Regions from separate parts of the Homo sapiens genome. Here all the other regions are linked to region 2. The links are chromatin contacts, found by Hi-C or POLR2A ChIA-PET in ENCODE. All regions are on one chromosome and are shown on one strand. The core of a region is the stretch at or near the end of the contact, and the rest is flanking DNA. Distances in the headings are between cores, read along the strand shown.

Evidence for each region. Hi-C counts contacts between places; a loop is a spot of excess contacts on that map. ChIA-PET counts read pairs that join two places held with the same protein, here RNA polymerase II (POLR2A). Pooled maps may share reads with other maps.
Region 1: a loop to region 2 is called in a map of chondrocyte, with 2.6 times the contacts of the local background. The contact joins two enhancer-like sites. A Hi-C loop is called at or near these places in 1 of 168 maps with a recorded cell type or tissue (chondrocyte), 1 of 37 single-sample maps with no recorded cell type and 8 of 50 pooled maps.
Region 3: a loop to region 2 is called in a pooled map, with 3 times the contacts of the local background. The contact joins the promoter of FAM222B here to the enhancer-like site in region 2. A Hi-C loop is called at or near these places in 3 of 50 pooled maps. POLR2A ChIA-PET finds 5 or more read pairs at or near these places in 5 of 52 experiments (HEK293, HEK293T, activated B cell and 2 more).

Annotation. Positions count from the first base shown.
Region 1 is chr17:29,218,277-29,221,415 of GRCh38, reverse strand. No RefSeq gene overlaps it. Among named protein-coding and RNA genes, the nearest start is that of CRYBA1, 27 kb to the left of the region's middle. RefSeq lists a silencer at 1,716-1,805. Within about 2 kb of position 1,860, at least 2 of the 41 ENCODE cell types and tissues checked have a DNase peak (open chromatin) inside an H3K27ac peak, as active enhancers do.
Region 2 is chr17:28,981,206-28,984,220 of GRCh38, reverse strand. SEZ6 (seizure related 6 homolog) reads left to right here. Exons shown (of 17, transcript NM_178860.5): 2 at 2,182-2,850. All of the region lies in intron 1 of LOC105371716 (a long non-coding RNA gene), which reads right to left. Among named protein-coding and RNA genes, the nearest start is that of SEZ6, 23 kb to the left of the region's middle. RefSeq lists an enhancer at 1,345-1,394. Within about 2 kb of position 1,765, at least 12 of the 41 ENCODE cell types and tissues checked have a DNase peak (open chromatin) inside an H3K27ac peak, as active enhancers do.
Region 3 is chr17:28,840,667-28,844,122 of GRCh38, reverse strand. It overlaps FAM222B (family with sequence similarity 222 member B), which reads left to right and starts at 1,333. Exons shown (of 3, transcript NM_001077498.3): 1 at 1,333-1,441. RefSeq lists a silencer at 1,365-1,554 and an enhancer at 1,240-1,754.

The DNA.
Region 1 (3,139 bases), core at 611-3,110, 240 kb before region 2:
CAGCCTGGCCAACATGGTGAAACTCCGTCTCTACTAAAATACAAAAGTTAGCCAGGCGTAGTGGCGGGCACCTGTAATCCCAGCTACTCAGGAGGCTGAGGCAGGACAATTGCTTGAACCCGGGAGGCGGAGGTTGCAGTGAGCCGAGATTTTGCCTTTGTACTCCAGCCTGGGAAACAAGAGCGAAACTTCATCTCAACAAAACAAACAAACAAACACACACAAAAACTTATTGTAGTGTTGATAGACACTTAGATATTTCCCCACTTGGAGGCTGTTATAAATAGTATTGCTATAAACATGCTTGTTTATGTTTTCTGGGTAACATATGTAAACATTTCTTTTGGGAATATACCTAAGAATAAATTGCTGGGCCATAAATATGTTCAGTTTTAGCAGACACTATCAAACAATTTTTCAAAGTTGTACTAGCTTGCAATCCCACCAACAGTGTGGAATAGTTTAGATGTCTATGCATCACATATTAGAGGATTCAAAACTGGAGGAAATCTTGTCTCTCAACTACAGTGGATCAAGAGTTTTTTCTTTTTTTTAGATGGGGTCTTGGTCTGTCACCCAGGCAGGAGTGGCTCACTGCTGCCTCCAACTACAGGGCTCAAGTGATCCTCCTGCGACAGCTTCCTGTATAGCTGGGACTACCGGTTCATGACACCATGTCTGGCTAATTTTTTTTTTATTTGGAGAGACAGGGGTCTCACTATGTTGTCTGGGCTAGTCTCCAACTCCTGGCCTCAAGTGATTCTCCCACCTTGGCTTCCCAAAGTGCTGGGATTACAGGAGTGAGCTACTGTGCCTGGCCTCAAGAATTATTCGTGTTCCTTTTTTTTTTTTTTTTGAGACGGAGTTTTGCTCTTGTTGCACAGGCTGGAGCGCAGTGGCGCGATCTCGGCTCACCGCAATGTCCACCTCCCGGGTTCAAGCGATTCTCCTGCCTCAGCCTCCCGAGTAGCTGGGATTGTAGGCGCGCACCACCACGCCCGGCTAATTTTTGTATTTTTAGTAGAGACAGGGTCTCGCCATGTTGGCCAGGCTGGTCTTGAACTCCCAACCTCAGTTGATCCACCCGCCTCGGCCTCCCAAAGTGCTGGGATTACAGGCGTGAGCCACCGCGCCCGGCCCATTTGTGTTCCTTTTTAAGGTGAATGAATTAAGGCTGGTGTTAGAACCCTGGTATATATAGTGTATACTTTATGGTATATAACTACAAAGTATTATATTTCAAAATACCTACAACTTTTTTGAACGTTTATCTTGTGCCAGGCACTAAGAGACCATTTCATCACACAAACCTTTGAGACAGGTGTTGTTATTATTCACATAGTTCAGGTGAAGCAGCTGCAGCTTAGAAAGATGAAATAACTGCTCCCGGGTCCCAGAGCCTGAAGTAACAGAGCTGGAACAGCCTGACTACAAAGCCTTGGAGCCCTGCAAATATACATGCTCCTGTGTTTCCTTCCCGAGGGTGGACTCAGCCTTTTTCAAAAAACTCTTTTTCAGCCTCCTAAAGACCTAAGATCAGAGCTATATGTTGCCAGATACGAATACTTAGACCAGGTGAAATTTGTCCAATTGCAGCTTGAAACTGATGCCTTTGTATCCACGGATGAAAATAGGTGAGCAGTCACCTTGAAAAATTCTGTCCCCAGAAGTCTTCTTTCTCTCCAATGTGCTGTGTATTACAATGGCTCAGTGCTGGCCCATAGTGGCACCTCAGTAATACTGGCTGAACGAAATTCTAGAAAAGTTCACAAATTTGTGCGGTTGACGGGACCCTGCTGGCTGTAGCGCCTAGCCTCTAATTTCTGACCACCAGGGGGCATACGTCCGTTTCCAGAGTACCCTTATTCCCAGCAGACTCCGGAAAGCGGGGTCCCTTGAGGACAGGGAGTCCCAAGGAAGGGAGGGATTGTGCCAGAAAACTCTGAATTGAGAAAAAAGGTACATTCGAACTGGGTTTTTTCAGAGAGTGGTCCGATAGCCACCAAACCATAATCACCTAGGGTGCATGGCTAAAATGCAAATTCCAGCTTGTTCACTTCAGGCCGAGAGAATCAGACTTTCTGAGGGTAGGGTATAGAAATCATATGTTAAGGCCTCCAGGCAATTCCCCCCCACGCTCATGGCTCTTTATTTGGACTACCTGTATTCAGTATTGTGTTAACTGTGTGACCTCAGGCAAGTCAATTAACCTAAGACTCAATATTGTCATATTAGGGGAACATAAAAACCTAACTCTCAGGTATGTTGTGAGTAATAAACGAATCAATCCATCTAGAGAGCTTAGAATGAAGCCCGGAAGGAAGCATATTAGCTCTTATACCTCTTAAGATATTATTATTATTATTATTATTATTATTATTATTATTATTATTTGGGACGGAGTCTTGCTCTGTCACCCAGGCTGGAGTGCAGTGGCACGATCTCGGCTCACTGCAAGCTCTGCCTCCCGGGTTCACGCCATTCTCCTGCCTCAGCCTCCCGAGTAGCTGGTACTACAGGCACCTGCCACCATGCCCGGCTAATTTTTTGTATTTTTAGTAGAGACGGGGTTTCACCATGTTAGCCAGGATGGTCTCGATCTCCTGACCTCATGATCTGCCCGCTTCGGCCTCCCAAAGTGCTGGGATTACAAGCGTGAGCCACCGCACCTGGCCTAATTTTTAATTTTTTTTGTAGAGATGGGGGTTCTTGTTATGCTGTCCAGGCTGGTCTTGAACCGCTGGGCTCAAATGATCCTCCTGCCTCAGCCTCCCAAAGTGTTGGGATTACAGGTGTAAGCCACCATGCGTGGCCAGCCTGGGCCTCAGTTTCTGCACATGTAAAATGAGGGAGTGGGACTAATTGGTCTGTGAGATCCCTTCCAGTGCTAATGTTTTATAAAAACTTCACAGGGGCCAGGTGCAGTGGCTCACACCTGTAATCCCCAGCACTTGTAGGAGGCAAAGTTGGGAAGATTGCTTGAGCTCAGGAGTTTGAGACCAACCTGGGCAACACAGCAAGATCCTGTCCCTACAAAAAATGTAAAAAATTAGGTGGGCATGGTGGCGGACATCTGTGGTTCCAGCTACGAGGGAGGCTAAGGCGGGAGGATCGCTTGAGCTTGGGAAGTCGAGGTTGC
Region 2 (3,015 bases), core at 516-3,015:
GACCTTCCGTAACTTATTCAGATGAAAGACAGGCACTGGTGGACCATCTGCTCTGGGGGGTGTGGGCCTGGCTGGACATCTAGATTGGATGGTGTTGTCAGTGGCTGGCACACAATGCCAAGACACAGATGGGCTGCTTTAGTGGGCATCTCAGGAGATAGCAGTTGGTCCTGGTTTCTCAGGGATGTGGGGTGCCCAAGCTCCTCTGACCCAGAAGAATGGAGAGCCCTCCAACCTGTACCCACCTCCCCCACCCAATTTCCTCCCTCCTCCCATTTGTCTGACACATCAGAGCTGCTATGGTCTCCTGAACAGAACGTAGGCCATCTGCTGCTTCCTCATGCCTGCCAATCTATGGAGTGGGTGTGAGCCTCTGGAATGACAGCCCCACCACCAGACGTGCGGAGGAAGCGACCTTCTCCTTGCAAACTCTGTGATCTCACCCCGGCTGTGTTTCCCTTCAAGTCCTCATGCAGCCATTTTGAGAGCTGTAAGGATCAGAAATATCCTCCCAGGCTTCTCAGAGCTGGCAAAATTCTGTATGAGCTGAATCTGGAGCCAGCATTCATTGACCTTTTCTTGGCAGTTAAGGATCTGGGGAGCCGAATGGGCCACAAGCAGAATATGCATCATCTCTCCAGCTATGTGGTTGAATAAGTCAACACAATCAATAGCAGAGCAATCTGTACCTCAGACCAGAGATAGCAAATCAGTTTCATCCCCCAGAGCCAATCTCATTGATTGGTAGTGGCTGCCTGAATAACATTGTGAGAGGGAAGTTGCTAAGGACCAGGTGGCCTTAGCAAGAAATAACCAAAATTGATTAGCAATGCCTGCCATGGATTAGGGAGTGGGTGGGTAGCATGCTAGATTTCCATTCTACACCTGTTTTTCACCCTGCCCTAGATGGAACCTGATTAGTGTCACCAGAAAGATTAAGGGAACTCAGGGGGACATATCAAATAGAGACGGGATGTAATATTATCTCAGTCAATCCTAAAAAGGAAACCCAATTTTACAGATGAGAAAACTGAGCTTCAGAGAGTTTGGGTTATTTGCCTGAGGGCACACAGCCCTAGAGTAGTGGATCTGGGATTTGAAGTTATGTCTGCCTAGCTCCAGAACTTGGCTCTTCCCACTCTACTCATATTACTGCTCTAGAAGGACCATAAAAACAGAAATGAGTACAAAAGAAATGATTTCCTGAGAACGGAGAGAAACTACTGGGCCCCTAACAAAGAAGTCATGCACCCATGGTCGGGTGCGGTGGCTCATGCTGTAATCCCTAGGAGGCTGAGGTGAGAGGATTGCTTGAGCCCAGGAGTTTGAGACCAGCCCAGACAACATAGTGAGATCTCCATCTCTACAAAAATTCTAAAAATTAGCCAGGCATGGTGGCATGCACCTGTAGTCCCAGCTACTAGAAGTGGGGGTGTGGGGACTGTGGCTGAGGTGGGAGGATCGCTTGAACCTGGGAGGTTGAGGCTGCAGTGGAGCCATGATCACACCACTGCATTGCAGCCCGGGCCACACAGCGAGACACTGTCTCAAAACCAACAAACAAAAAAAGAAGTCATGCAACCATGAGGAAATCTAAAATAAAATCCCAAATATGTGACGCATTTCCTGAGGCTAATGACCAGCAGGTTCACTGAGAACAGGAAATGAACTTGAATGCCCTATCATCTCAGACAGGAAAGACACTGTGGTGGGAGACACACTTACGGTTTTCATCTCAATTCAACTGGTCGCGTGACTTTGAGCAAGTCACTTCCTTTCTCTGGCCTATTTCCTCACTAGTAAAATAAGGCCTCTGCTCTTCATTAGGGATGGCAAATATTTGTCATGTCAGTCTGAGGTGTCAGGTGTGACCTCGTGGAGTGCTGTGTTGAGGAGGATTCTGAGGCTGAACCTGAGAACAGTAGGAAATAGTGCACGGATGGGCTAGAAATGCCTGCCTCTGGTGCTGGAGGAGAAAGAGTATCTCATGTGCCACCCTTGAAGTATGTAATAGCACCTCACTTCCAGTTCACAAATTCTGTAGTTCCGTGATTCTCAGCAGTGAGCACGCTCCTCAGGGCTGTCTGTCAAAAGAGAGCGGGCCCCCCCACTACTCGAGTTGGGCGTGATGCTGCTCTCTGGAGCAGGGGGAGAACCTCTGACCATCCCTTATTATTTCAGGACTCTCTTTAGAGGCCCCAACCGTGGGGAAAGGACAAGCCCCAGGCATCGAGGAGACAGATGGCGAGCTGACAGCAGCCCCCACACCTGAGCAGCCAGAACGAGGCGTCCACTTTGTCACAACAGCCCCCACCTTGAAGCTGCTCAACCACCACCCGCTGCTTGAGGAATTCCTACAAGAGGGGCTGGAAAAGGGAGATGAGGAGCTGAGGCCAGCACTGCCCTTCCAGCCTGACCCACCTGCACCCTTCACCCCAAGTCCCCTTCCCCGCCTGGCCAACCAGGACAGCCGCCCTGTCTTTACCAGCCCCACTCCAGCCATGGCTGCGGTACCCACTCAGCCCCAGTCCAAGGAGGGACCCTGGAGTCCGGAGTCAGAGTCCCCTATGCTTCGAATCACAGCTCCCCTACCTCCAGGGCCCAGCATGGCAGTGCCCACCCTAGGCCCAGGGGAGATAGCCAGCACTACACCCCCCAGCAGAGCCTGGACACCAACCCAAGAGGGTCCTGGAGACATGGGAAGGCCGTGGGTTGCAGAGGTTGTGTCCCAGGGCGCAGGGATCGGGATCCAGGGGACCATCACCTCCTCCACAGCTTCAGGAGATGATGAGGAGACCACCACTACCACCACCATCATCACCACCACCATCACCACAGTCCAGACACCAGGTCAGCTACCTGCTGGCTTGCAGATGTGGAAATGGGGATGGGGGAGGCTGCGGGGCCCCTAAAAGCCTGTCTCTGACACTGTGCCAGCCTGCCCTGCCCTTTGGCACCAAGGGCCAGCCTGCAGGAGGCATGTAGATTGGACCCAGATAGACCTGAGCTCAAATC
Region 3 (3,456 bases), core at 84-2,583, 140 kb after region 2:
TGCCAAAGCAGCACAGTAGTCTAGGGACTGACAGTTGGGCCTCACTGGACTTTAGTGGTTTTCTTTTACCAGTTTGAAAAAGGGCCAGGCTCACAGTGAGAGCTGGAAAGCAGGGGACTATTTGCCTGCGAATTCCTCAATAGCATACACGCGATGCCTAGAACATTTCTGTCCAATAAACAGCATGTGCTTGATAAACATACTGAACTTAGCGGTGTCCCCAGTGCATTCTAGGCGAGGTCACCTCCTTGACAAGGTCCCCAGGACTTCATTGCACCTCCTAGCTAGTAGCGTATTCTAGGATGGCAAAGCTGCCTTTACATAATTACCCCCGATACATTCTAGACACGATCATCTTGAAAGAGACCCAAATTTTACCAGGCATGGTGACTCAGGCCTGTAATCCCAGCACTTTGGGAGGCCGGGGCGGGCGAATCATCTGAGGTCAGGAGTTCGAGACCAGCCTGGCCAACATGGTGAAACCCCGTCTCTACTAAAAATACAAAAGTTAGCCAGGCGTGGTGGTGCAAGCCTGTAATCCCAGCTAGTCAGGAGGCTGAGGCAGGAGAATCGTTTGAACCCGGGAGGCGGAGGTTGCAGTGAGCTGAGATCGCGCCACTGCACTCCAGCCTGGGCAACAAGAGCAAAACTCCGTCTCAAAAAAAAAAAAAAAAAAAAAAGACCCAGGCTGGGCGCGGTGGCTCATGCTTGTAATCCCAGCGCTTTAGAAGGCTGAGGTGGGTGGATCACCTGAGGTCGGGAGTTCGAGACCAGCCTGACCAACATGATAAAACCCCGTCTCTACTAAAAATACAAAATTAGCTGGGCGTGGTGGTGCATGCCTGTAATCCCAGCTACTCGGGAGGCTGAGGCAGGAGAATCGCTTGAACCCGGGAGGCGGAGGTTGTTTGAGCCGAGATCACGCCATTGCACTCCAACCTGGACAACAAGAGCGAAACTTCGACTCAGAAAAAAAAAAAAAAAGACCCAAATTTATCATCAGTGGTCACCTCAGAGCACCTGAATTCAGGCCTTTAAGTGCAAGTAGGATGCAGAATTCTGGAAGAGCCAGTAAGTCTGTGGCTCCTTGGGGAAGCGCGATCCAAGGGTTTAGTAACCTAGGCACGGTACTCCAGAGGCGTACCCTGAGGCAGCCGCCAAATTCTCTAAGCCTCAGAATTCTTCAAGGCCAGCTCCCATGTCCACTAGAGACCCAGGGGTCCAGACCATCAGGCACTGAGGAAGACGCCCCCGGCAGGGGCTGCGCAGGCGCGTGCGGCCCGAAAGGGCCCAGGCGCTACACGCTGCGCAGGCGCAGGAGCGGCTCCGGGTAGTCCCCACAGCTGCGCCGGTGACTGAGGGGCCGGGCAGTGGAGAAGTGGTGGCGGCGGGCGGCGGGCGGCAAAGGAGCAGCCATGAGGGCCGGGCCCAGTCACCGACCGTGAGTAGTGGTGGAGGGGGAGTGGACAACGCGTGGGAAGAGGGTAACTTAGCGGAAGGATACATGACTTTGTGGGGTGGGCTCTGACTGTGGGAGACGGAAGGGCGTGGGGGAGGTACAGTTTGAGGTGATGATGGGAGAATTTGGGGCACGGGTGGCCCGGTCGCCGGCCGCAGAGCTGGACAGCTTGGTGGAGGGGGACGGGGTTGCGTGCTGTGGAGTGAAGCAGCCCATTTGTATCATCCCTTCCTCCAGGAGCTTTTGGTCGCCTCTCCTTTCCGCTTCTTTCAGAGAATGATTGCGGGGGGAGGGTGGTGGAGGATGAAAGCTCTGCTGGAGCTTAAGAAGCCACCTCTGAACCAGGCAGGGGAAGGGTCGGTCTCCCGGAGTAATAGGCTGCTCTGGGTAGAGGATGGGAGTCGGGAACCCTCTTTTGAAAGCCGGGAGGGGTCTAGGGAAAAGAGCTAGGGGCTTAGAGTCAGGCAGGTTCGAAAGGAAGTCCACCATTGATAAAGCTGTTAGGTAACCTTGGGCAGGTCCCACTTAACCTTTCTGAACACCAGGAAGATGTCATGCTTCAAACGGGCTATTGCAAGCATCACCTATGTAATTGAGATTGTTTATGCAAATTGTGAATTGTAAGTACTATGTTGATGTTAATGTATCACCAACAATGTTAGTGGAATTTAGACCTTACCGTTGTTAATGGAATGACTGATTTCTCTGTTAAGATAAGAAGCGTATTGTTTGTAAAACCTCAGTAGACACATATGTGCTTTCTTTATGGGCACAGCAGACCATGTGCAGAACTACCAGTTCTGTAATGTGATAAATTAGCCATCAGACTTCTGTAGGAAAAATACCGTACTCCGGCGTTTTTACAAACGGTTTGCAGCTCCTCACCCGAAAGGATGGAGGGCCAATCTATTAAAATATTTTCTGAACATAGCTAACTCATGTTGCCTTATAACACAGTTGGCACTAATGTGCTTTAACGAGTTGAGAAAAGGCCGGGTGCAGTGGCTCATGTCTGTAATCCCAGCACTTTGGGAGGCCGAGGCGGGCGGATCACGAGGTCAGAAGTTGGAGACCAGCCTAGCCAACGTAGTGAAATCCCGTCTCTACTAAAAATACAAAAAATCAGCCGGGTGTGGTGGCGGGCGCCTGTAATCCCAGCTGCTTGGGAAGCTGAGGCAGGGGAATCACTCGAACCCGGGAGGCAGAGGTTGCGGTGAGCCGAGATAGTGCTATTGCACTCCAGTTCGGGTGACAGTGCGAGACTCCGTCTGGAAAAAAGAGTTAAGAAAACTAGTTTGAGACAAGCTGGGAGGGCTGCCCAGTGAGGGATGTGAAAATATAATTTGTTTATTATATTTTATTTTATTTTTGAGACGGAGTCTCGCTCTGTCGCCAGGCAGGAGTGCAGTGGCATCATCTCGGCTCACAGCAACCTCCGCCTCCCGGGTTCAAGCGATTCTCCTGTCTCAGCCTCCTGAGTAGCTGGGATTACAAATGCCCACCACCACGCCTGGCTAATTTTTGTAGTTTTAGTAGAGATGGGGTTTCACCATGTTGGCCAGGCTGGTCTTGAACTCCTCACGTCAGGTGATCCACCCACCTCGGCCTCTCAAAGTGCCGGGATTACAGGCGTGAGCCACCGTGCCTGGCTATTTTGTTATCTTTATTTTTATTTTATTTTATTATAATTTTTTTTGAGGTGGGTGAAGGAGTCTTGCTCTGTCACCCAGGCTGGAGTGCAGTGGTGCGAACTTGGTTCACTGCAACCTCCGCCTCCTGGGTTCAAGCAATTCTCCTGCCTCAGCCTCCCTAGTACCTGGGATTATAGGCACGTGCCACCATACCCGGCTAATTTTTGTATTTTTTTTAGTACACTCGGGGTTTCTCCATTGCTGGACAGGCTGGTCTCAAACTTCTGACCTCAGGTGATCCGCCCGCCCCAGCCTCCCAAAGTGCTGGGATTACAGGCGTGAACCACCGTGCTTGGCCCATTTTAT